Regions from separate parts of the Homo sapiens genome. Here region 1 is linked to region 2. Evidence: chromatin loops called from intact Hi-C (ENCODE). Cell type or tissue: mammary epithelial cell. All regions are shown on one strand. Links, peaks and the distances in the headings refer to the core of each region. The heading gives the core; the rest is flanking DNA. Region 1 overlaps ZBTB7C (zinc finger and BTB domain containing 7C). Region 2 overlaps ZBTB7C (zinc finger and BTB domain containing 7C).

Region 1 (11,858 bases), core at 2,491-10,490, 66 kb before region 2:
GTTGTGCACCGAGCACTGTGCTCACTGCCGGAAATGCAGAGAATGAGCTGCAGTTTGCTTCCACGGGAGGGAGTGTGGAGCCTGGTCAGGCCTCTGGAGGCTTCAAGCTTCTATCTTCAAAAACAGGGACGATACTATCTCACTCATAGACTAGTGGGGAGAATGAAATAAAGTAAAACATGTAACACACTTAGGACAGCAGCTGGCACCATAATAAGTGATCGGTACATGTAGCTTGTTTCCGTGATTCTGCTTTTGGAGAAGCTCACAGTCTGGTGGGGGGTGAGAGCCAGGAAGGCTGGGAGAAGTGCCTTCTAACTTCCAGGGATTCTGACTGCTAACAGGGTTGGGGGCCTGGGCTTTGAAAACTGGTTATCAGAATTTCTCTGGCCACAGAAAATGTGGTTTTAGGTGGACCCTACCACTCGGAAATGGTGACTGCATTTAAGTGCTTTGGCAGTTGCTGGGCACACAGAAAGACTGGAGGCAGGAGGGGTGGGTCCAGGAATTTAGAGAAGTGTTGAGAAAAGAGGACATTCTCCGAATGCTTGGAGAGTCTTGACTCCTTGTCTTCCAACTCAAGGGGAGGGGTGTGCAAGAAGCCAAGGCAAGACTTGTGACCTGGAGTGAGGTGGCCCAATAGCCACTGGGGCGGGCTTCAGATGCAAGCCACGTGTGTCATTTTAAATGTGGTAGTAGCAGCATTTAAAAAAGTAACAATAAGCAAGTGAAATTAATTTTAATGATATATTTCATTTCACTCAGTAGGTCTAACATATTATTTTAACATGTAATTAGCATAAAAATTATGAATGAGATATTTTACATTCTTTTCATACAAAGTGTTTGAAGTCTACAGTGTATTCTGTACTTGTAGCACCGTCTCAGTTTGGACCAACCACATTTCAAGTTGGCTAGTGGCAACTGTGTTGGATAGCACCAATCTAGACTCTAGAATATCTTGCCAAGGAGCACCCAGGGGCCAGGGGTATCCTGACTAGACATCAGGATTTACTATGAAATGTCTATAACGAATCCCTGGGGACATTCTCTTGAATAATAAGAGATATCTTGAATCACTTATTCTAGATGGTGACTTATGTTCTCTGGAACCAGCCCTGACTCCAGGTCTCAGCAACTGGATTCAGGACTCTGCCGCTTGCTGGGTCTAGGACCTTCAGGCGGTTCCTGAAGGTCTCTGAGCCTCAGAAGCTTCCCTGAAATTGGAACTAATAAATTCTATCTTGCTAGGTAACTATGAGGACTAAATAAAATAATGAATAATTGCCCCGTGACGATCAATTTCAAGAAGTAATTCTTCTTATTTTCCTAAATCAAATAAAAACAAATTTGGGTTTTCCTATTGGCTAAGTTTGGCAGAAAGTTTCCTAACTGGCATTTCTGTAGTTCTGTCTCCACTCTCCCTTTGCATGAGAACCGGGCCACTTTGCAGGCCAGCACAAATAAGGAGGGGTGAGGCCTGGGCCTTAGCCCCTGGTGGTGACAGCTGCCTGTGGTGCCCCTTTATCCAGACCTGTGTGGTCAGCTGGAGGAGGCAGCCCCCTGCAGCCAGCTGGTGCTCTATCTATGCCAGCTCTGCCACAGGGGAAGCTAGAGTGCCCAGGCCACCATCTCTAGGGGGCCGACAGCACCGAGGCACTGCACTCCAGTGGAGTGAGGGTTGCCAGCCACTCCAGGTCCCAAGTCATCCCACCTCTCTTGGGATCCAACCCAGGGATCCTTCTCTAAAAGCTCCATGTCCTTCATCCCTCTGTCTCCTGCCTCCCAGCCTCAGTCTTTGAAACAAAGGCCTGTTCCTACCTTACCATGTCCCCTTGCTTTTCCCAGAAAGAAAAATTCAAATAACTTCCCCTTAGGGTAGGGAGTTCAGATCTTATTGTCACGAAATATGGCTGTTCTTTTTGGGACTGGAGGGAGTACACATTTTATTGTCCTGTGAATGGCAGCTCTGGCCACTGCCCTATGCCCAGCCCCATCTGAAGAATGAGTTAAATAGCGCCTGCCTTCTGGGTTTTTTCAGAGCCTCAAATGAGATAGTGTATGTGAAGGTCCTTTATAGAGTTATCAAATGTTATTGAGACTCTTAGTTCCCTACCTGGGGGTGTTTTCGGGTCTGGGAGCTGGGTTTGAGGCTGCAGATTTGATTTAAAAGATGCCCCTTCTCTTGGCATCTCATGGCAGATGGTGCTGCCATAGGACTCAACTAGGTGTTCCCATGAGGTGCTCCCCCTAGGTGCTCTATCCCCCGGGGTGAGTGCCTCTGAATTAACCCCTTGCCTCCTGTTCTCCTTTGGGAGAGGGGAAGGATCTGGGTGTTGGTGGCAGCAGTAGGTTTCCCTGACATCTTTACTTTCCCTCAGCCTGTTGTGTGTGGGGGGTCTCTAGCCAATCCTCCTGAGTTTGGAATCCACCTAGATTATTGTGAAAGCTCATAATCCATCCTTCCTGGGACTTGGGAGCATGCCATGGATCTAAGTAAGTCCTGTAGGTCCTCCTTGCCTCCCTGGCTTGGGTCTGGTGAGGATTCTGTGATAGGGAATGGGGGCTCCAGGCAAATCCCATGTCCTCTGGGCCTGGCGTGGAGGAAGTAGGATCAGGAGGTGCAGGTGGGTGACATGAAAAGTAACTGGGCTTAAGCTGCACTGGAATCAGGGCAAAGTCTGCAGGATAAATGGAAATTCTCTGGTCCTGGGCATTGAGACAGTGTTTTCAAGGTTGGGTCCACATTTGACTGTGTGTGGTTGGGTTAATGGGCCTTTGATGCTCGCTGCAGTGGTATTTGGGTCACTCGTGTTGCTGCCTGCCTCTCTAGACTGGAGAGCCCCCGCCCCCTTTAGCAGCTGGCTGCTGCTTCCTGCTGGCTCTCCTGGGCCCCAAGCTCTCAAGGCTGTCACGAATCCTAAAAGAGTCCTTCAAACCAGTGTCACTGTGACTTAACATCTATTTCAAAAGATGATCTATGGCACATTTGGAGGACAATGCAGAGGGGGGTGTCACAAACTCAAGCACATTTGGATAAGGTTATTGACCTGGCTTTTTCTTAGTTTGCTATGTGACCCAGTGCAGTTCTTTTAAGTTCCCCAGACCTTAATGTTCTCCTCTATTAAATGGGCATGAGAGTCTGTACTGCAATGATTTAATCCTGTTTCCAGGTGTACATGCGCTCTAAAAGTAAAAGGTGCTGTGGATCTTACTTGCTAAAGATTTGAGAGAATTATGGCAACACTCTTTCCTCACCGAGTCTGGCAGTGTATAAATTCTGTTTCTTTAAAATTAGTATCTTTATTGCTTCCTGGGAGCCCAGGGGGAACAGCTTCTGCTATATCACCTTAAGTTTTGCAGCAGGGAGAGGAAGAAAGCTACATTGCCCTTGACTGACAACCTTCATATGAGTATTTAACAATTTTAATTTTTCATGATTCTTCTGATAAAAATAGTACCCGACTAAAAACAAATACATTTGTATTTTCCATCTCCTTAATTAGTTTCTAATTTGGGGGTTCTTATTAGCTTAAAATCATCTTGCTGAAATGGTCCTTGGATGAAAAAAAAAGTGAAAACCACAATCAATTCTAGAGAGATCTTACTATTTAATTATGCTGATTGGAGCACTAGAGACCCCTGGTAAAACAAACCTCTCAGAATAAGCTTGATTTGTGTAATTTGGTTTTTAAAAATTTGGGATGCATATTTATCATGTTCGACTATGTGTTGTTGCTCTCCTTGAGATTCTGACTTGTCTTGTAAGAGATGAGGGGAGGAAGCCATGGACTGTTGAGACCCTGGGACTTTAGCTAAGCCCATGGAGTCACTGGTAGGGGCTGGCCTGGAGGGAATACGAGGTCCCTGGCTTGCCTGGTAATTGGAAAATGGCTTTTCTTAAAAAAAAAAAAAAAAAAAAAAAAAGCAAAGGAGAGGTAAAAGGTCACCAAAAAACAGACTAGGAAAGGGTAAACTGATAGAATTTTGGAACTGAATGGTAGGAGAGCATCTTCCATGAAATCCTAGAAAATTAGCAAATCCTGGGTTATAGATGTATTTAGAACCAAATTCTAGAATATAATATAACTTTGGAGACACTGGGAAGACCTAGTTGCTCAAAAAGATGTGCCTCCCGCCATCCAAACCCCCAAATCAATTTATGCTTTGCTACAAGTGGGACAGCCAGCTGCCATGTGAAAGGGAGGACACTGCACCGACCATAATGTTTTCTTGCCATGAGGCTGAAGCTAATGCTGATAAAGTGATAGCTCTAACTACCAATTTCTACCTGAGCCAAGGACTTGTGGAAGGCCATCACCAAGTTCAGACCAGTGGGGAGCTTCCCAGGACCAGTAACCTTATTTCTTTCTCTAACATGACTGATGTTCAGGGGGAAAAGGGGATGGGGAAGAGGGAATTGTTATAGACTGAGAGAATCTTAATAGATGCACCAACCAAATGCAATCGATGAGTCTTGTTTGAATCCTGATTCAAGCCAACCTACTGTAGAAGGATATATTGGAGAGAATTGGGTTAAATATTAAGGAATTAGTGTTAATTTTTTAGGATGTGTAATGCTGTGACAGTGTTATATACTGAAGTAAATTCAGACAACATGATATGATATCTAGAATTTTCTTCAAAATATTGCAGAAAAAAATTTCAGAATAAAAGATTTTAGTGAACAACATACACAAACATTTTGTGTCTCTTTGAACATTTCAGTGATTAAAAAAAGAAGTGGAAATGTTCCTACCAGCTGGCTGAGCCCTGAAATTTCACCATTAGAGCTTTGTTTATCTAGCTTAAGCCTTTCTATGCCAATAATATACAGCTTGTCCTGGGAGCGTGGTTTACCCTTCGGGAAAGTGACAGTACAGAACATTTGCTCAGTATAGAATACGGTAGGGTCACATGCAAAAAGATTTCAGGGTAAGGCAAGTTTGGAGAAGGCTGCACTGAACTAAGCCAAAGAGATTTCTTCAGAGCCTTGGTGATGCTAATATACACTGTACCTCTTGGACGGGGATGGGCTATCGTAATGCAGTGTGCCCCAAAATTATTTGTTATGTGCTTCAAAGGAAATAGAAACTTTGAGTCCCTCCAAGGAAAATCAGAATAAAGTTAGAATCCTGGGTTCCAGAACTGTTTCTGGTTACTCACTAGTCATTGGGCAGCCACTCAGATTCCATGCTGCACGAGCCTCAGTTTTTCTATCTGTAAAATGAACTTAATATCACTTGCCACCTACCTCACAAGAATGTGACATGGCTTTGTATAGCATAAAGCCCAAGATCGAAGGATAAGTTGTGTGATTATTATTTGGTACCATTTTCTGAGACTTTGGTCCACAAACATTTCTTGGTGGCTCATGCAGCATGGCTCTGTCTGCAAGGTGCCGTCTAAGACACAGAGGTGGGAAGACAAGTTCCCTGTCCTTCGGGAAATCATGATGGAATTGGGGAAGCAATGAAAATACACAGGGATGGAGGCTAGCAAAGCCTTCTGGCCCCCGGGACAAATGAGTGGTTCAGGTTCAGAGGAAAGGGGGATCACTCTTGGCTGGGGTGGTGTGCAAAGGCCACCTGGAGGAGGGAACCCTTGACCTGAAAGTCTGGGGCAGATTTAGATGGGCTCTCCCTTTGTTGGTTATGGATCACTTGGTTGGAACACTGCCCTTGCCTCCGCACGCCCACATTCTGCAGCTGAGCACATAAACCTTGTTTGGATTTCAATGCTATCTGACTTTGGGGGCCCAAGTCCTACCTGTCCGGAGCTGGGGTAGATGCTCCCCCTGCCCAGCCCTCACAGCCACTCCCATCTTCTCTTCCATTCTGTCTCCACCCCCTTTTCTTCTTCCCACCAGGACCCAGCAAGGCTGGGATTACTCATCCTGCCCACACTCACTCAGTCCTGCCCTCTCTTTTCAGTTTTTTTTTTTTTTAAATACAGAAACCACTGGGACAAAGCAACAAAATATGACTCAGACACCCAAGCCTTCATGTGGAAATGTTTGTCATCATCATCATCATCATATCACTTTTTAGGGCAGTGAGAGATGACAAACTCTAATGGAAACATTGGAAAAGGCTGGCAGTGGTGACTTGAGTGGAGGTGAGGGGATCTGAGGCACACCATGAAGCTGGCCCGGTTTCTTGGGTGCAGAGAGCTGTTTGGGGGCACTGACTCGCCTCACTGAGTGTGCATGGAGTTATTCAGGATGTGAACAGCAGGCAAGAGCTCATGCTACCTAAAAGTCCACATCATCCTTTAATTTGCACAGCAGAAATTAAAGAGAAGGCCCTAGAAAAGGATGGCACTGTGGTGGAGACCTCAACAAGGTACATTCCGTGCCCAGGTGCCCTGCTCTGGGCCATGCCAGGATTTAAAGACATGCTGGGGCATGCCCTGTCCTCAAGAGCCCTAGACAGAGCTTAGCTCCCTCCGAGCTTGTTAGAAGGCTACGCATAAGCTATTGCCAGTACTGATATTTTGGGAAAGGACTTACTCAGTGCCTGGCACAGAGTTGACCCCCACTGTGGACTTGCACAGCAACCACAGAACCTCAGCTTTGAGCTCAGAGAGCCCTGATGTTGAGTTCTGGCTCTGCCACTCGGGGAAGGTGACAGTCTCCCTGAGCCTTGCTGTCCGCAAGTGTAACATGGGGAAAGCAAATCTCCCTCCCGGGATTGTTGTAGGTGCAAAATGAGATGACATGGACAGTTCTTGATCCAGTGAGCCCTCAACAACTTTTAGTTTTTGTCCCTCCCTACTCTGCCACTGAGGAATAATAAGACATGGGGCGAGATGCACTGAGCCTCAGCTTCCTTATCTATTAAATGGAAATAGATTGCCTGTCTTACTGACCCTAAGGCGAGAGTTTAATGGACAGTGTCGGTACAAACACTTCAAGGAGTACAAAGAGTCAAACACTAAAGATGCACATATGTGTATTCATATGTGCAAACACACATACATAAACTGCACCCAGAAGACAAAAATCTCAGGGTGGAAAAATGTGTTTGCATTTTGTAGTGCAGGTGGTCTGGGAGGGTGACAGATCAGCACCAACTCTGGACTGGCTTGGGTTGTACTTTTGGTTGTTTTACTTTCTCAGAGGTTGTTTAGTTTCCTTTCCTTCTGCAGCCCCTCAGCAGAGTGTGGCATGGGGGCAACAGCAGCGCCTAGCTCTGCCTGTCAGCTTTGCACGCCCCTGAACATGTCACTAATCACTTCTGCAGACACAAAAATGGAGGTTAAAAAGTACCAGCAACAGGGCACAGGGGATCCAACAGGATGATGAGTTAAAGCCTTTCTGCGTTGTAAAGTGGTGGTCAAATGGAAGAGGCCGCTGGGCCTTCCAAGCTCAGTGGAATAAGAGGTTTAATAATACTTGTTAATTGATCAATGTGTGCCCTGCCATTTTGGCTGCCTTTTGAGGAGATGGTGGTGATTATTTTTATATTAGAGAGAGACTTCTTAAAGAAGCCTTCTCTGACCCTGTGTTGCTTTTATGACTCAGAGAATATATCTTCTCCCAGCCCTGGTGGATAACAGTCAGGTGGCCACTGGGACTGAGACCAGCCATCCATTTACCCACTCATTCTAATTAGTTTTGTAACTCAGCACTCACTCTGGGCTTTGATTTACGGTTAATGGTTCATCTTTAAATGAACACTTGTCTGGAATCTTCCATCAGTCAATGGCTGACTTTTAGGAAGTGGCGGTATTGACCTGGCGGCCATGTAGTGAGTCCTGGAAAGTGAAATTTAATTTTTTTTTTGTGGGGCGGGGGCAGTATTTCCACTGCTTTTTCCCTACCAGGCACATCAAGAACCCTCCTCCCCTAAAAATACACTCATTTTAAGGCTACGTGGTATATGGAAAGAGTACAAGACTGTGAGTCAGGAGATAGGCGTTCCAGCCCAGCTTTGCCATGAACTCACTGTGTGCTGCCAACCACGAGACCTCCCTGGGCCCCAGGTTCCCATCTGATGGATGGGGCAGGGTTGGGAGGGGGGTTCCTCCCCTGAGCCTCTGACTTACTTTGGACATCATTTGGGCCAGCCCAACCAGGTATATAGTAGATATGCAGTAAATTTGAAAGATCTTTGTTCAAATTACAAAAATAATAACTGCTTTGTATCAGAAAAAAATAACAACATAGAAGTATTTAACTTCTATGAGAGAGTGAAGGAACTTGTGATACTACCCCTCATCACCACAGATCATCACTATCTACAATTTAGGGAATTGCTTTATCTATAGCCGGATCCACATCCGTGTCACTGTCTATATCTCTACTGTTACCATGGATCTGGAAAATAGATACATATTAAACAAAAATGGGATCAAACTAAATATTATGTTCTTCAGCTTGTGTTTTCACTTAATTTCTTTTTTTTTTTTTTTTTTTGAGACAGAGTCTCGCTCTGTCCCCCAGGCTGGAGTGCAGTGGTGCAATCTCGGCTCACTGCAAGCTCCACCTCCCGGGTTCATGCCATTCTCCTGCTTCAGCCTCCCAAGTAGCTGGGACTACAGGCACCCGCCACCACGCCCGGCTAATTTTCACCGTGTTAGCCAGGATGGTCTCGATCTCCTGACCTCGTGATCCGCCCGCCTCGGCCTCCCAAAGTGCTGGGGTTACAGGCATGAGTCACTACGCCCGGCCTCACTTAATATCTTAAAAAAACTGTTTATATATATGGCCGTAATTCTTTATAACATGGTTTTCTGTAATATGGATATAATTCATTAATCAGACAATTAATTTAACCTCATGTATGGACATCTGGGTGGTAGCAGTAACTTTTAATTGATTTGCTGTTTGGGTGCCCCCCTCCTCCTCCAATAAGGGGTCAGAGAAGAGACGGAGGGGAAGAGCATGTTTGCACAGCTGAAGCCTCCATCCTCAGCTGAGGGCCCTGCCCTCTCTCATCTCCAGCGATTCTTCTCCAAGTACTGTGGCTTAGCAATGCCAGGTTGTGGGGCATTGTACCCCCAGAGCTTTGGCACTAGGGCCAAAGCTGGGATCGAGACTGGGAACAGTGAGGAAGGCCCTGGGAGGGTGGGATGAGCAGTGGATCAAGTGTGCTCATGGCTGTGAGCTGGGGATCAGTGAGTTCACGGCAAAGCTGGGCTGGAACTCCTATCTCCTGACTCACAGCCTTGTGCTCTTTCCATATACCACATGGCCTTAAAATGAGCGTATATTTGTGAATCAAGTGTGCTGGTGGGGTCCTGAGAATTTGAACACTGCGCTTAGTACAGTGTGGTTGTTCCTGGAACCACAGGGCATCAGGAGCTGGGATGATGGTGATTCGGGGGTGGGTCATGGAGCAGACGTGGGCATAGCCCTCCAGAGAAGGGCAGGCCTCGAGTGGAACTGGCCTGATTCAGGTCCCAGGCCATCCAGCCTTCCTAATCTTTTCCACGAAGAGACAGAGAGACCAGGCCACTGTGACCAGCCTGAGCAGGCTGCCCAGCAGACCGGGCTTTCTCTGTGCTCTGTTCCCTCCTCCTCCAGGCCAGAGGCTGGTGACTCACCCTCCACTTTCTGGGCTGATGTGAGGGTGGGAACCCAGGCATGGCACCATTTGCATCCATTTTTCTGAGAAGGCAGAAGGGAACAATTTTTGGCTCTTGCACCTGCAGGACTTTGTGTTATTATTGCGTTTCCTCTTGTGTTTAGTTGGATTAGAATTTTTGAATAGGCAAAACATGAAAATCAAATGCTTTTACAGAGGTATACACTAAGATTTCTCACTCTCACCTCTGTCTTTTTCTACTCCATCCCTGCCCCTGTTGTCCCCATAGTGTTTATTTGTGCTAAAACACAGAAATTCAAGTATGTATTCTTAGTTTTCCATTTTACCCTATAAAACATAGCCTATTGAATACTCTGTACTGCAACTTGCTTTCTTATTTCCTTAACTATACATCTTGGAAATACCTCCATATTAGTACAGAGCACTTCTTTAGTTTTCTTTCTTTTTTTTTTGATTGCTCTGTAGTATTCCACTATATGCATGAACAGAATTTATTTAACCAGTCCCCTATGGAGGGACCGACTTGGGTCATTTCCAATTTTTTTGCTTTTAAAAACAATTCTACAATCCGATGTCAGTCTGAACTATTTTGTTGTATGTGTGTGTGTGTGTTTAATTACAGACCACCCCAAATCTTTTTTAGAAGAAGGTAGAGGCCGGGCATGGTGACTCACGCCTGTAATCCCAGCCCTTTGGAAGGCCAAGGCGGGCAGATCACTTGAGGTCAGGGGTTCGAGACCAGCCTGGCCAACATGGTGAAACCCCGTCTCTACTAAAAATGCAAAAATTAGCTGGCCATGGTAGCACGCACCTGTAATCCCAGCTACTCGAGAGGCTGAGGCAGGATAATTGCTTGAACCCAGGAGGTGGAGGTTGCAGTGAGCCAGGATTGTGCCACTGCACTCCAGAGTTGGTGACAGAGCAAGACTCCATCTCAAAAAAAAAAAAAAAAAAGATGTTGGTAGAGTATGCATTATCTATAAACAGATAAGTGAACAAGACTTTGTTCCCAGGTCCTTATGCTCTGTCCCCCAGCACTTTAACCGAAATGCTTGCCAAGATACCGTGTCCTTTGCTTGCCTTCCTGAGCTGTTAGATAATAGTCTTTGCTGTCATTTCCTATGGTGGTTTTGGTGAAGACTTATGGGTCCTGAATCCAGTGGTAGGAATGGCCATGGCCTACACTAGTCAAAGGATGGATTCCAGTCCCTGATCTGTTGCTGGTGAACTAAGTGACCCTCCACAAGCCCTTTCTTCACCTGTCATGCAGGTGAGCTACATGACCTGAGATACTGTCCCATGCTGACATTCCGTGGTTCTACAAGCAACCAAATGATGTTATGCACACTGTTGAAATCCTCAGGCCTTGGATATCAAATCAAAAGTCACTTTCCCAACCTGGGGCCTTGTGCTGGCAATCCTTTACCTCCCTGGGTAGCTGGAGCACTTTCTTCAATGTGAAATCAAAGCTTTGATGAAGCTGGCCTGTATGTGGTAATAAAATGATGCCCATGTGCACATTCCTATTACTCAGTAAGTACATTCATTTGGCTGCAGATTTGTGAAAGCCTTTCATTGCTAGTGCATGAAAAAGGGGTATTTCACACATGTTTCATATTAGCCCTGTGATTTAGCTTCTGAGTGAATAAGAATCAATGCAATGGCCAACTGCCACCAGAGATCCCATTTATATTGTATTACAGGCTGCTACGGCCCCACCTTTGACTGTGATCTTGTCAGATCTGATAAGGTAATAGTAATAATAACTTAGATTTCCATTATGTGGGCTCTTCCCCTCCAAGGCATTCCTGCTGCATGTGTGCCTTCTTTGTTTTCTATCTGTGCTTGTCCAGGGTGTATCTGAGTCAGCCAGGGTCCTCAAAGTGAGTTTCATCTTAGAAAGAGGTCTCAGGATCACTTATCAATTAATCAGTTAGTAGACCAATCAGTCATTCAATCCCATGTTACCATGCACAGCACCTTTCAAACTCAGTGTGGCCAAAGGGAGCTCCCGACATAGTCCCCACAGCCCTGGGAACTGACTCTGTCCTGTAAACAGCTCCATTGTCCTCCTGTCTGCTAACCCTGCTTCTACGCACCCTCTCGCATCACATCCACGGTGGCTCTGCCCGCTCTGTGTGTTAATGCCTCTGGACTCTGCCACTTCTCTCTGCTCCTGAGTCGTCATGTGGTCCAGCTCACCACCCCCTTCCCTGGACCAGCCCAGACAGGTCCCCCGGCGTTTCCTGCCACCATCCCCAGCCCAACCCAGTCTTCACGCAGCACACAGGAATTGCTCTGCTAAGC
Region 2 (11,858 bases), core at 1,537-9,536:
GGTAGAACCCTTAGGAATATGATTAGTGCTCATATATCAAAGGCCTGAGGGAGCCTGGTACCTCCTTCAGTGATGTGAGGACACAGTGAGAAGGCACCATCTTTGAAACAGAGCAGGCCGGGCATGGCGGCTCACATGTGTAATCCCAGCACTTTGGGAGGCTGAGATGGGTGGATCACTTGAGGCCAGGAGTTTGGGAGCAGCCTGGTCAACAAGACAAAACCCTGCCGATACTAAAAATACAAAAAAAGTTAGCTGGGTGTGGTGGCATGTGCCTGTGGTCCCAGCTACTCAGGAGGCTGAGGCATGAGAATCACTTGAACCTGGGAGGCAGAGGTTGCAGTGAGCCAAGAGTGTACCACTGAACTCCAACCTGGGCAGCAGAGCAAGACCCTGTCTCAAAAAAAAAAAAAAAAAAAAGAAACAGAGCAAGCCCTTACTAGACATCAAATCTGCTGGTGGCTTGATCTTGGACTTCCCAGCTACTAGAACTGTGAGCAATAAATTTCAGTTGCTTACAAATTACCCAGTCTAAGATATTTTATTATAGCATCACAATGGACTAGTATAATATGCATATGTATATAGATGCATAGATAGATATATCTACATTTTTATCTACACCCCACATTTACATGTATATGTCTTGACAAGGATGCTTTCCTTGACAAACTTTAGTGAGGCTCCTCCAAGCCCTCTTCTAGCCTAGGCCTTGACCTTGGCCAGCTGAGCCCAGTTTTAGCAAAGAATCCTGCTAAGCCAGTTTATTGAGAATCCCCCCCACCCTTGATATCTGATTACCCTTGATATCTAATCAAGTTCATCATCCCTCACCCTTGATATCTAAGCCCTCAGCTTGCCTTTAGCAAGACTCCTGTTAAGCCAGTTTAGCAAGAATACCCTGCCCTTGATGTCTAATCAAGTTCTTCTTAGTTATTTCCACCCACTGGCCCCCTCACTTTGCTCCTTGGCTATAAATCCCCAGCTGTCTCTGCTGTATTCAAAGTTGAGCTCAGTTCTGCGCTGAAGTCTCTCTCCCCTAATGTGACAGCTTGCATAAAATTTGTCTTGCCATTTTAAACAAGTGTCTCATGCAAAATTTTCTTTCATAGTCTTCTATGTCTGTATAGTGAATAAATTAATAAATGAATGACATGGGGCTGGAGAAGTGCTTGTAATTATGAAAAGCGTGCCGTTGGACTTTGAAACTCAATGCTTAAACAAGTGCATGGCCTGCTGTTCCCAAAGATTTCACCTCAAACTTGTTCTCATTTGCCTATTGAAAGTATCTGCTAAATATTGTGCTCAGTTGCCAAAACGGCTGATATATCTTGAATGTTGGCCTATGGAGAGTACTTGCAATTCACATCTGTGAGACAGAGACATTTAGAAGCTAGAAATCTACAAGGCCTTTTGTCTTAGTCCATTTGGGCTGCTATCACAGAATACCATAAACTGGGTGACTTAACAACAAAAGACATTAGTTTCTTACAGTTCTAGAGGCTGGGAAGTCCAAGATCAAGGTGCCCGTAGATTTGGTGTCTGGTGAGGGGCTGCACGCTGGCTTACAACCAGCTGTTTATTGCTGTGTTCTCACGTGGTGTAAGGGTCAGGGGAGCTCTCCAGGGGTCTCTTTTATGAAAGTTCTAATCCCATTCAGGAGGGCTCCACCCTCATGACCTAATGACCTCCCAAAGGCTCCACCACCTTCTAACACCATCTCCTTGGAAGTTAGGATATCAACATGTGAGTTTGATGGAGACACGTATTGATGTGTCTTTCAACCTGCAAACCAGAACATGATGTGCTCAGAGGAACCTTGGGGAGAAGCCATGGTGAGTGAGAGTGGGAAGGAGAATTTGGGTTTCCTTTATTCCTCTGGCCTTGGTTACCATATTGATAACAATGAAGACCCAGTCGTGAAAAGACTTTGCTGCCAGACTAAAATGCATTTCCCTTTGTGCAAACTCCAGCTGAGAGTGTGGTGCCAGGCCACTCTTTATCCCTGCCGATTAGTTTTAGTTGAATAGAACTGTTGAGGGGGGCCTTGCTGTCAAGCAGTGAACACATGCCTTATCTGATGCTGGATGAATTGTTGCCAGGGATTGGTCAGTGATGACAGTGGGAAGGCCTGGACAAGAAACAGAAGAGAAAACTTCCTGTCATGTAGTTTCTGTGGTGCTGAGGGGGTATCTGATGAGCAATGGAGGAGGCTGGGCTAGAAGAAGATGACCTTGTGCTTTGATCCAACTTGACCTACAGCAGAAGCTAATCATGAGTCAAAGAGGCAGGTACCAGGGTGTTCACTGCAGCCATATTTGCAACAGTGAAAATGGAAACAAACATCAAATGACCTCAGTGTCTATTAGTAGAGGAATTTTTGAGCTATAGAGTGCTATGTAATCCTTTAAAGGAATGGGGTGGAGCCTACTAGGATGTATGTCCCATTGAAGACCCAATGTCCTTTTATTATAACACATATCTTATAATATTCCTTTTGCTAGCCTGAAATGATACTCATAAATACATGTAAACCTACCTACACATAAAACTAAAAAAAAAAAATCCATTCTATATAGCTACCTGTAACATTAAACAGAAATAAAAGGAAAGTAACTTGTAATAAAATTGTATGTATTTCACTCTATCAGTGCTTAGGCAGGAGTAGACTAGGAGACATAATGAAGTGGCCAGAAGCTTGCCCCTGTGCCTGGAGCCACTGATTTGGTACGGATGCTAGGGGGGTTGTGTGGACAGCTCAGTTGCTGAGAGCAGCACTGCTATTGCAATGAGATTTCTTTTACAATGATGAGTAACTCCTGCTAAAATTATGAACAAAACAAAGTCTGTTTCTCTATAGTGCTAGAATGCAGGTCAAGTCTTGGCTGGGTGAGATTGTGGAGGCATTGCAGGTTATTTGGCACCCTCATTTCCAACATCCGGGGTGTGGTATTGCCTGTGTTAAGAACCTCAGGCTTCTGCCACCTGCTTGTTCTATGGATGAAGAGACTGAAGAGACTGGGGTTAAAGGCCTAATAGGGACCAGAAACCAAGACCCTTGCAATAGTCCTTCTCAGTCGCCTCCTGGATGCCTTCCTCCCTGCCGTGGAGTCAGTGGGAAGAGCATGAGTTGTGGGATCGGAGGCCTGGGTGTTGGTGGGTCCTAGCTCCATCGACCACTTAAACCTCTCTAAGCATTAGCTTTATTTCACTTTAAAATTATTTTTGAATTTTTAAAATTTTGAAACAATCTCAAACTTACAGAAAAGGCACAAATGCAGTACAAGGAGCCTTCCCTCACCCCTGAACCATTTGCGAGTAAATTGCCAAACTGACGCTCCATCATCCCAGAATATTATTTAGTGTGCATTTCCTATAAACGAGAACATTCTGCTATAGAACCACACCACAGCCACCAAAACCAGGAAATTCACACTGATTTGCTGCTGCTTCATAATCCTCAGACCCTCATTACGTTGTGCAAGTGTCTCAATGATGTCGTTTTAGCAAAAGGGCCCAGTGCAGAATCACATGGTACAGCAAGTTGACACGCGTCTTTAGTCTCCTGCAGTCTGTGAGCAGTTTCTCAGTCTTTCCCTGTCTCCCATGGACTGAATGCTATTTTGTTGAATACAGGCCAGTTATTTTGTAAGTGCCCCTCATTTAGGGTTTGTCTGATGTTGGCATGATTAGATTCAAGAGATGCCTCTCTTTGACAGGATGCCATGTCCTTCATATTGTGAGTTTTATTTTCAATGTGACCATAAGAAAAACTGGGCTCTTTTATTGCACTCTGCCCACAGGCCAGCACTGGGCTCAGTGCTTTGCCTGCATGATGTCATTTAGTTCTCCTCTGGGGTATGTTCCGTTACAATCCCTGTTCTAGAGATGAGCAAACTGGCTCAGAGAGCATAAATAACTTGCCCAGCTTAAGCGAAAATCCGAGATGAACCAAGACTTGAACTCCCGTGTTCTAGCTTCAGAATTGCTGAACATATTGACTATTGTCAGAGAAAACCATAGCCAGGCACTAAAGAGATAAAGACAGATTTTAATCAGAAACTATTGCAATAAGAGAAAAGAGACTTCAGGATAGAACTAAGCTCAATCCTAAACACAACAAAGACAATTGGGGACTTACAATCAAAGAGCAGAGTTGCAGGAGCAGAGTTAGAAAATTACTAGTGGAGACATCAAGAGTAGAGGGACTCTTGCCAAACAAACCTAACAGGATTCTTGCCAAAGGCAGGCCAGGTAATTAGATATCAAGGATAGGGTTGATTCTTGCTAAAACCAGGCTTTTCAGTTCTATTAGAGACCTCCCTGGCACCACCAGGACTAGAAGGCAGATCCCTCCTCCTACCCCATCTCCACCCATTGTCTCTCATCCAGACAGGTGGTTCTCACTTCACCGTGACCTTCCCAAGTGGCATAACCATTCTGTCTTTTACTTTCTCATCTGCAGCCAAGGACTTGGGACCCCTGTCCTTCCACTTCGCTTGTGGTCGTGGGGGTTGATTGAGACGACAGATGGAAAAGAGCTTTGCAAAGTGCCCTGTGAAGGTAGAAAATTCTACAGGCTGCCCTTTTGGCTGACTCCCAGGCACAGTCCTTTTGGGGGAGTGTCCACCACATGAACATGTAGTTAGTCACCATTCCCCATGTGAGCAGACCATTTGGTGGGAGCTGGCCGGGTTAGGGGGAGGGTGATGTCAAGGAGGCTGTTGCCATGGTGACTTGGTGGTAGCCCTTCCCAGCCTCCCTTAACCGAACCCCTGCAGCCAGGTTTCCAAAGCACTGCTTTCCAGCACATTGGAAAGCTATTTCCACCTCTCTGAAACCTGGATCGTGTCTGACAGCTGAAACCCAGCCTCTCAGAAGACCCCAGAAGGTCCTTCATCAAGCCAAGCCTGGGGAGTGGGGCTCTGGCTTCCCAGAGTAGGCAGGCAAGCCTAGCTGCATCTGTGAGGATGTGCAGTGACACAGAGCCAGCTGTGGGGAGTGACATGCGGCGAGTGCTCCTTTCTTTGTTTCTCTCTGATTTATCCCAGTTGTGCTCATAAAGGTGATTTCATTCTGTGGTCATTTTAAACAATGAGCAGCTCAGTCTTATTCGCCCCATGATTACAGCTCAGCTTCTGACTGTAATTGATGTTAGCCAGGCTGGCTAATGTAATATCTTATGAAGACTGGCTCATTAATTGACTGTAGAGATGTCACCCACGCACTGGAGGTATTAACAGTCACAGGCCTTAGGTACTGCTGACTCAGCAATGGTGGGACTGCAGATTTCTGTTCCTTCTTTTAGGATGAAGTCCCAACAGTGGGATTACTAGGTTATAGAGTACAGATATCTTTATAGGTCTTGATGTGTTTTGCTAAATATTTTACCCAAATATTGCACCAGATTTTAATGTCACTAGCCGTTTACAAATGTTCTCACTTGTCTACAGTCCTACCAGCATTTGATTTATTAACTCCATTTGGGGGGCTAATTTATAACTATAAAATGGTATATTATTGCCTTATATTGCATTTGGGGGGCTTGAGTGGTTTAATTTGCATATCTTTGATTACTAATCTATTACTAACTATTTAATATGTTGGTTTATGATTTGTTTTTCCTCCTATGTATTGTCTGTTTATATCCTTGGCTCCTTTCTGCTGAGTTTTTTTTTTTTTTTTTAGCAGCTTTATTGTCACCAAGGAGCCACAGGGACATGAATAGACACAGTTCCCAGTGTCAAGAGCGAGATAGCTGACCCTCTCAGGACTGCTGTGGAAGGTTGTGGAGAGAGGCCAGGAAGGAGGTCAGGAAGGTCATTTTCGGGACACCAGAATGCTCAGCTGCATGCATTCATTAAGTACATTTTTTAAGGTCCTCTATTCCTTTGAGAAAAAGAAGAGACAGTTCTGTTTTCTCTAATCCTTAACTCTGATGTCTGGACGAGTGGCTGCAGAGTGGATGCAGAGATCAGCACAGTGTGATGCTGCCCTCAGGTTGCTGATGATTGCAAGGAGGCTGCACCAGCATCTCCCTGCCCACACGAGTTGCTCGTGCTGGTGCCACGTGAGTGGTGCTACTTGCAAGTGTACTGGGGGCCCAGAGGACAGAAAGATCCACGTGGGCTGAGGCAGTCAGAGTGTGGGGGATGGTCCTGAAGAGCAGGTAGATTTAGCCAGAAGGAGAGACCTGAAAGCCTTGCTAGGTGGGGGAAAGTGTCCACCAAGCACTGGGACAGGAACTTTTATGGTGTTTGTGGGACAATGAGGAGTTGAATCAGGCTGGAGCACATGGTTCCCATGGGAGCTGGGGCCACTCTAGGCCAGAGAGGAACAGTGGCTCATGTTATGAGCAACCTGGGCCAGGCCAGGTGCAGGTTACCCTGAGTGGGCACAGAAGGCATTCTGGTGGTAGGAGCATGAGAAGACAGAGTGGAAACAAGGTGGACAGCTCTGCAGTGAGGCCCAGCCAGTGCTCTTGGCTCGCAGATTCTGCATCCAGTGATACTGGCTGCTGGGCACTGTCAGGCTCTATAACTGGTCTGGGGCATGCTCTGTAGGCTGGTCTTGGTGGAGCCTGAAACTGCCCCATCTGGCCACATAGCCCTAAAGACAAAACCTAGCAACATGGAGTGACACGGACATGCAGTCTTCTCGAACTTAAATTGGGTTAGTGGTTGTGTGTTAATGTGTTCCTGTCTGTTGGGTATGTCACACAGGAAAGAAAGGCTGGGTAACATTTCCCTGTATGCTGATGATTTCCTTATTTATAAAGTAAGTCTGTAGGGCTTACTCCAAGATGAGACCACTCTACACTGGTGCTGTTTTCTGAGCATTTCCACATCATCTATATGAGCCCTGGTTTCATATACTGCCTGGTGTTTGTCTTAGAGAGTTTCTTGTGGGTAGGCCTCATCTCCTTAGTGAGACAGCAAGCTCTCTGAGGATAGGGAAGTAGCAGACTTCTTCCCAGAATCCCAGCAGGGCAGGACCACAGGGTGTGGACTCTGTAAGTGGTCAAGATACCCCTGTTGCTTGGTTATGGGCCACCTTCCAAGTACTTCATCCTTCAACTTCACTGAACTCTCCTGAGGCTGGAAGCATGAAGTGCTAGGGTAGACCATGAGCCAGGGAGCTTGGGTTGACATCCAGCTCTGCCGTCCTCTCACTGTGCAGCCTTGAGCCGGTCATTTTACTCTCCTGTGCCTCAGTTTCCCCAGCTGTACAATGAGACAGTCATTGAAAATAGATGTAAGGATATTTCAGATTCTTTTCCATGTTCATGCTTTCTTCACATACTCCTGTGACTTTCTAGGGATGTGAATCCCTAGCCCTGTGACTAGATATACTGGAAGGTCCCAGAGGATAGGGAAGAGGACCTTTGTCCCCTCTGCACCTTCCTTCTGGCCCTTCTGCTCTGCCTGCACCCACAGATGCTAAGATGGCTCCAGTTCAAGGTATTCTGTACAAGGAAGGCCAAGGCCAGACCTGCCTCTTCCATTTGGTGCAGAAAATAGATCTTAATGATGATGTGGAAGATTCAGAGTGCTCACATCCCCAAAATGCCTTTCCATGACCACCATGTCCTGGTTAATGGGGTATTTGGGGAGCCCACAGAGCCTGAGCTGATGCCACCTGGCACTTGCTTCGTAAGAAGCAGCGACAGTGAGAGCTTAGGGTCTATTTGGGAGCCTAGTGTCCATGCTGTGAAGATGCTCTGTGATGCATGGAGTGACTCAGAGGCGAGGATTCCAGGCAGAGCTGTTGGGTGGGCATCTAGGGTGGGAATCAGGGGTATCCTTCAGATGAACTCTTATTTTGCACAACATCATCCTATGAGAACAACTCTCTCTGGAGCCAGTGACTTAGTGCAGTCTTTCCCACATAGTTCCGGCAGCGCCAAGCCATTATTTTGCACCACAGCAATAATCATCACCATGATAATAACAGAAGTCCATTTGTTCAGTCTCTTAACTTGGAAATAAATAAGACAGCTGATCCAGTGTGAGCTCCAGCTCTAGTCTATCTGCCCCATCATCACTTGATAACGATCATGGAGCCCCTGTCTGCACACGGTGCCCTGCCCAGCACTCGAGATATTAAATCCACCTAGAAGCAGGGTATAATAATGCTGACCCTGCAGGGATGTTCCAAGAATTAATTCCTGTGGGCTCTCCATTCCGCTTTTCTCCAACACATTCAATCTTAGGAACCCAAGAGTTGGTGACGTTTATCCGATGAATTAAAACATTCCGCTGTTGCCCCTGGAACTCTTCATTACAATCCTGAGTCAATCAATGGCAGAGAGGAATACTATTTATTAGTTAAGTGGCTGCTATTGAATTCTTAATTTAAGTGGGTTTTAATTCAGTGTTTTCCTTGCTGCCCTTCATTTTGCCCTTGCTCATACAAATTTGCCCGTTAAAGCCTGGTGTGGGGCCATGCTGATGCCTTTTATCTTGATTTTGTTGTGTTTTATTTTCTGGAGAATGGTTTTCAGTGGAGGAGAAGGCAAGATGCTCAGAGTAGACAGGGAGGCCAGATCACCAGGCCTAGGGCAGGCTTTGCTGCCAGGAGCAAGGACGTCAAAATGGCTTTTCAGATAAGGTCTTATGGCGAACATGGCCTTCACTGGTGTCTTGTGCTTTGGTTTTGCCAACTCGAAAACTTTACTACAGTTCTCGCACCAGATATGAGTCAGAGCTAGTAGGTGGGATGCATAGACCATCTCCCTGACCGGAAGGGAGCTTTTGAGTGGTGGCTGTTGCAGTCTGCCTTGATCTGCTGCAACTCCAGGAGGTTACCCAGGCTGATCACAGCCACTCCTTACTGTAGCGCATGTTGTTTTCAACAGCTTTATTGGGATATAACTGAATTACAGTAAATTGCACATGGTTAAAGTGGACAATTTGGTAAGTTTAGACTTATGCATACATCTATGACATCATCACCACATCAAAATAATAGACATATCCTTCATCCCAAAAGTTTCCTGTGTCCCCTTGTGATCATATCCTCCCACTCCTAGTGCCCAGGGGGAAGGGAATGCTCGGTGACAGATCTTCTTTCTGTCATTACAGATTATTTACATTTTCTAGAATTTTATATAAATAGGCTCACACAGCATGTAATCTTTTTATGCAGTTTCTCTCACTCAGCATAGTTATTTTGAGATTAATACAAGTTGTTGCATGTATCAGTAGTTCATTCATTTTTATTGCTGAGCAGTATTCCATGGTTGTTTATCCATTTGCCTGTTGATAGACATTTGGGCTGTTTCCAGTTTTGGGCTATTACAAATAAAGTTTCTATGAACATTCATGTATGAGTCTGTGTGGATATGTTTTCATTTCTCTTGGATACAAACCTAGGAAGGGAATGATTGGACTGTGTGGTAGTATATCTTTAACTTGTTAAGAAACTGCCAAACTACTTACCAAAATAGTTGTGCCATTTTCCATTCCTATCAGTGATATAGGAGAGTTCTAGTTGGTCTGTATTGTCCTCGACATTTCGTATTTGCAGTCTTCTTATTTTCACTATTCTAATTGTTGTGGAGGGATATATCATTGTGGTTTTGATTTTCATGTCCCTTATAACTAATGACACAGAACATTTTTCATGGGCTTACTTGCCATTCATATTTTTTTTGGTAAAGTTCTGTTCAAATATTTTGCCCATTTGAGGGACAGTTGTTTGATTTCTTATTGTTGAGCTTTGGGAGTTATATACTCCAGATATGTGGGTTGCATATTTCTCACCTTCTGCAGTTTATCTTTTCATTCTCTTCATGGTATCTTACAAGGACCAAAGTTCTAAATTTTTATGAAGTCCAATTTTTCAGTTTTTTTCTTTTATGTATAGTGCTTTTTGTGTCATATCTAAGACATTATTGCCTAACTGAAGGTCAGAAAGATTTTTCTCTTGTTTTTGTCCAAAAATTCTATAGTTTTAGGTTTTACATTAAGGACAGTGGTCCCTTTTGAGTTTATTTTGTGTATGGTAGAAGGTATATATTTAGCTTTTTTGCAAAAGAATATCTCATTGTTTCATCAAGATTTGTTGAAAAGACTATCCTTTTCCCATTGAATTGCTTTTACACTCTTGTCAAAAATCATTTGTTTGTGGTTGGGTGCAGTGGCTCACGCCTATAATCCCAGTACTTTGAGAGGCTGAGGCAAGCAGATTATTTGTGCTCAGTAGTTCAAAGCCAGCCTGGGCAACATGGTGAAACCCTGTCTCTACTAAAAATACAAAAATTAGCCGGGTGTGGTGGCATGAGCTTGTAGTCCCAGCTACTTGGGAGGCTGAGGTCTGAGAATCGCTTAAACCTGGGAGGTGGAGGTTGCAGTGAGCTGAGATCGCACCACTGCACTCCACCCTGGGCAACAGAGCAAGACTCAGTGTCAAACAAAAAAAGGCAGGGCGCAGTGGCTCACACCTGTAATCCCAGCACTTTGGGAGGCTGAGGCAGGCTGATAACCTGAGGTCAGGAGTTCCAGACCAGCCTGGCCAAAATAGCAAAACCCGTCTCTACTAAAAATACAAAATTAGTGGAGCGTGGTGGTGTGCGCCTGTAATCCCAGTTACTCAGGAGGCTGAGGCAGGGAGAATTGTTTGAACCTGGGAGATGGAGGTTGCAGTGAGCCAAGATCATGCCATTGCACTCTAGCCTGGGTGACAGAGCGGGACTCCATCTCAAAGAAAAAAAAATATGCTGGGATTTTGATTGGGATTGCATTGAATCTACAGATCAATTTGGGGGATAATTGACATATCAATAATCTTCCAACCTATGAACATGGTGTATTTAGATCTTTAATTTTCTGGCACTATTTATAGTTCTTAAAACAGATTTTGCACATCTATTGTTGTATTTATTACTGAGCATTTTATATATTTTGGTGTTACTGTCAGTAGCTTTTCTTATTTCAATTTCCTATTGTTGCTAGTATGTAGGAATACAATTAATATTTATACATTGATCTTATATATCACAAACGTGGTACAACTCTCTTACTAGTTCTAGTAGCTTTTTGGGGATTTCATTGTATTTTGTACATAGATAATCATGGTGTCTGTGAATAAAAGTAGTCTTACTTCTGCTCCAATCTGGGTGCTTTTTACTTCTTTTCTGATTGCACTGGCTAGAACATTCAGGACAATGTTGAATAGGAGTAGTTAGAGTGGATAGCCTTGACTTTTTTTCTGATCTTAGAAGAAAAACATTCAGTTGTTCATCATTAAATATGATGTTAGTTATAGGTTTGTTTGTACATGTTAGTAGGTTGAAGAAGTTTCTTTCTATTCCAAGCGTATTTTTGTTTTCTGTTTTTTTCCTAGAGATGGGGTCTTGATCTGTCACTCAGGCTGGAGTGCAGTGGTGCAATCATAGCTCACTGGAGCCTTGAACTCCTGGGCTCAGGTGATCCTCCTGCCTCAGCCTCTTAAGTGGGTGGGATTATAGGTGCAAGCTACCATGCCCAGCTGATATTTATTGATAGGTTTTTTTCTTAATCAGAAATGGATGTTTGATTTTATCAAATGCTTTTTCTGCATCTATTTGCATGATCCTAGTTTTTTTTTTTTCAGCTTGTTAATACAGCGCCTTACACTGATTTTCAAATGTTAAACCAACCTTTCAGTCCTGAGATAAATACCACTTAGTCCTGATATTTTATCCTTTTAAAATATTGTCAAATTCTATTTGCTGAAATTTCATTTACAATTTCTGTATCTTGTTCATGAAGGGTATTAGTCTGTAGTTTTCTTTTCTTGTAATGTTTTGTCTGGTTTTGGTATCAGGGTAATGCTCCCTCATGGAATGGGTTGGGAAATATTCCCTTCCCTTCAGT

What was found. Hi-C counts contacts between places; a loop is a spot of excess contacts. Peaks named below come from ENCODE experiments on the same cell type or tissue, not always from the same donor. Only the 100,000 strongest peaks of a DNase experiment are listed, where the experiment ranks them.
Region 1: a loop joins it to region 2, with 2.7 times the contacts of the local background. A loop is called at or near these places in 2 of 110 quality-filtered maps.

The regions. Positions count from the first base shown.
Region 1 is chr18:48,324,743-48,336,600 of GRCh38, reverse strand. All of the region lies in intron 2 of ZBTB7C (zinc finger and BTB domain containing 7C), which reads left to right. Among named protein-coding and RNA genes, the nearest start is that of ZBTB7C-AS2, 78 kb to the right of the region's middle. RefSeq lists enhancers at 1,031-1,531, 1,532-2,032. In mammary epithelial cell, for the core only: no CTCF peak of the experiment used is centred there; DNase peaks (open chromatin) are centred at 5,960, 6,370, 7,920, 9,520 and 1 weaker place; H3K27ac peaks cover 4,340 bases.
Region 2 is chr18:48,257,521-48,269,378 of GRCh38, reverse strand. All of the region lies in intron 2 of ZBTB7C (zinc finger and BTB domain containing 7C), which reads left to right. Among named protein-coding and RNA genes, the nearest start is that of ZBTB7C-AS2, 11 kb to the right of the region's middle. In mammary epithelial cell, for the core only: no CTCF peak of the experiment used is centred there; DNase peaks (open chromatin) are centred at 2,868, 4,688 and 5,118; H3K4me3 peaks cover 163 bases; H3K27ac peaks cover 1,089 bases.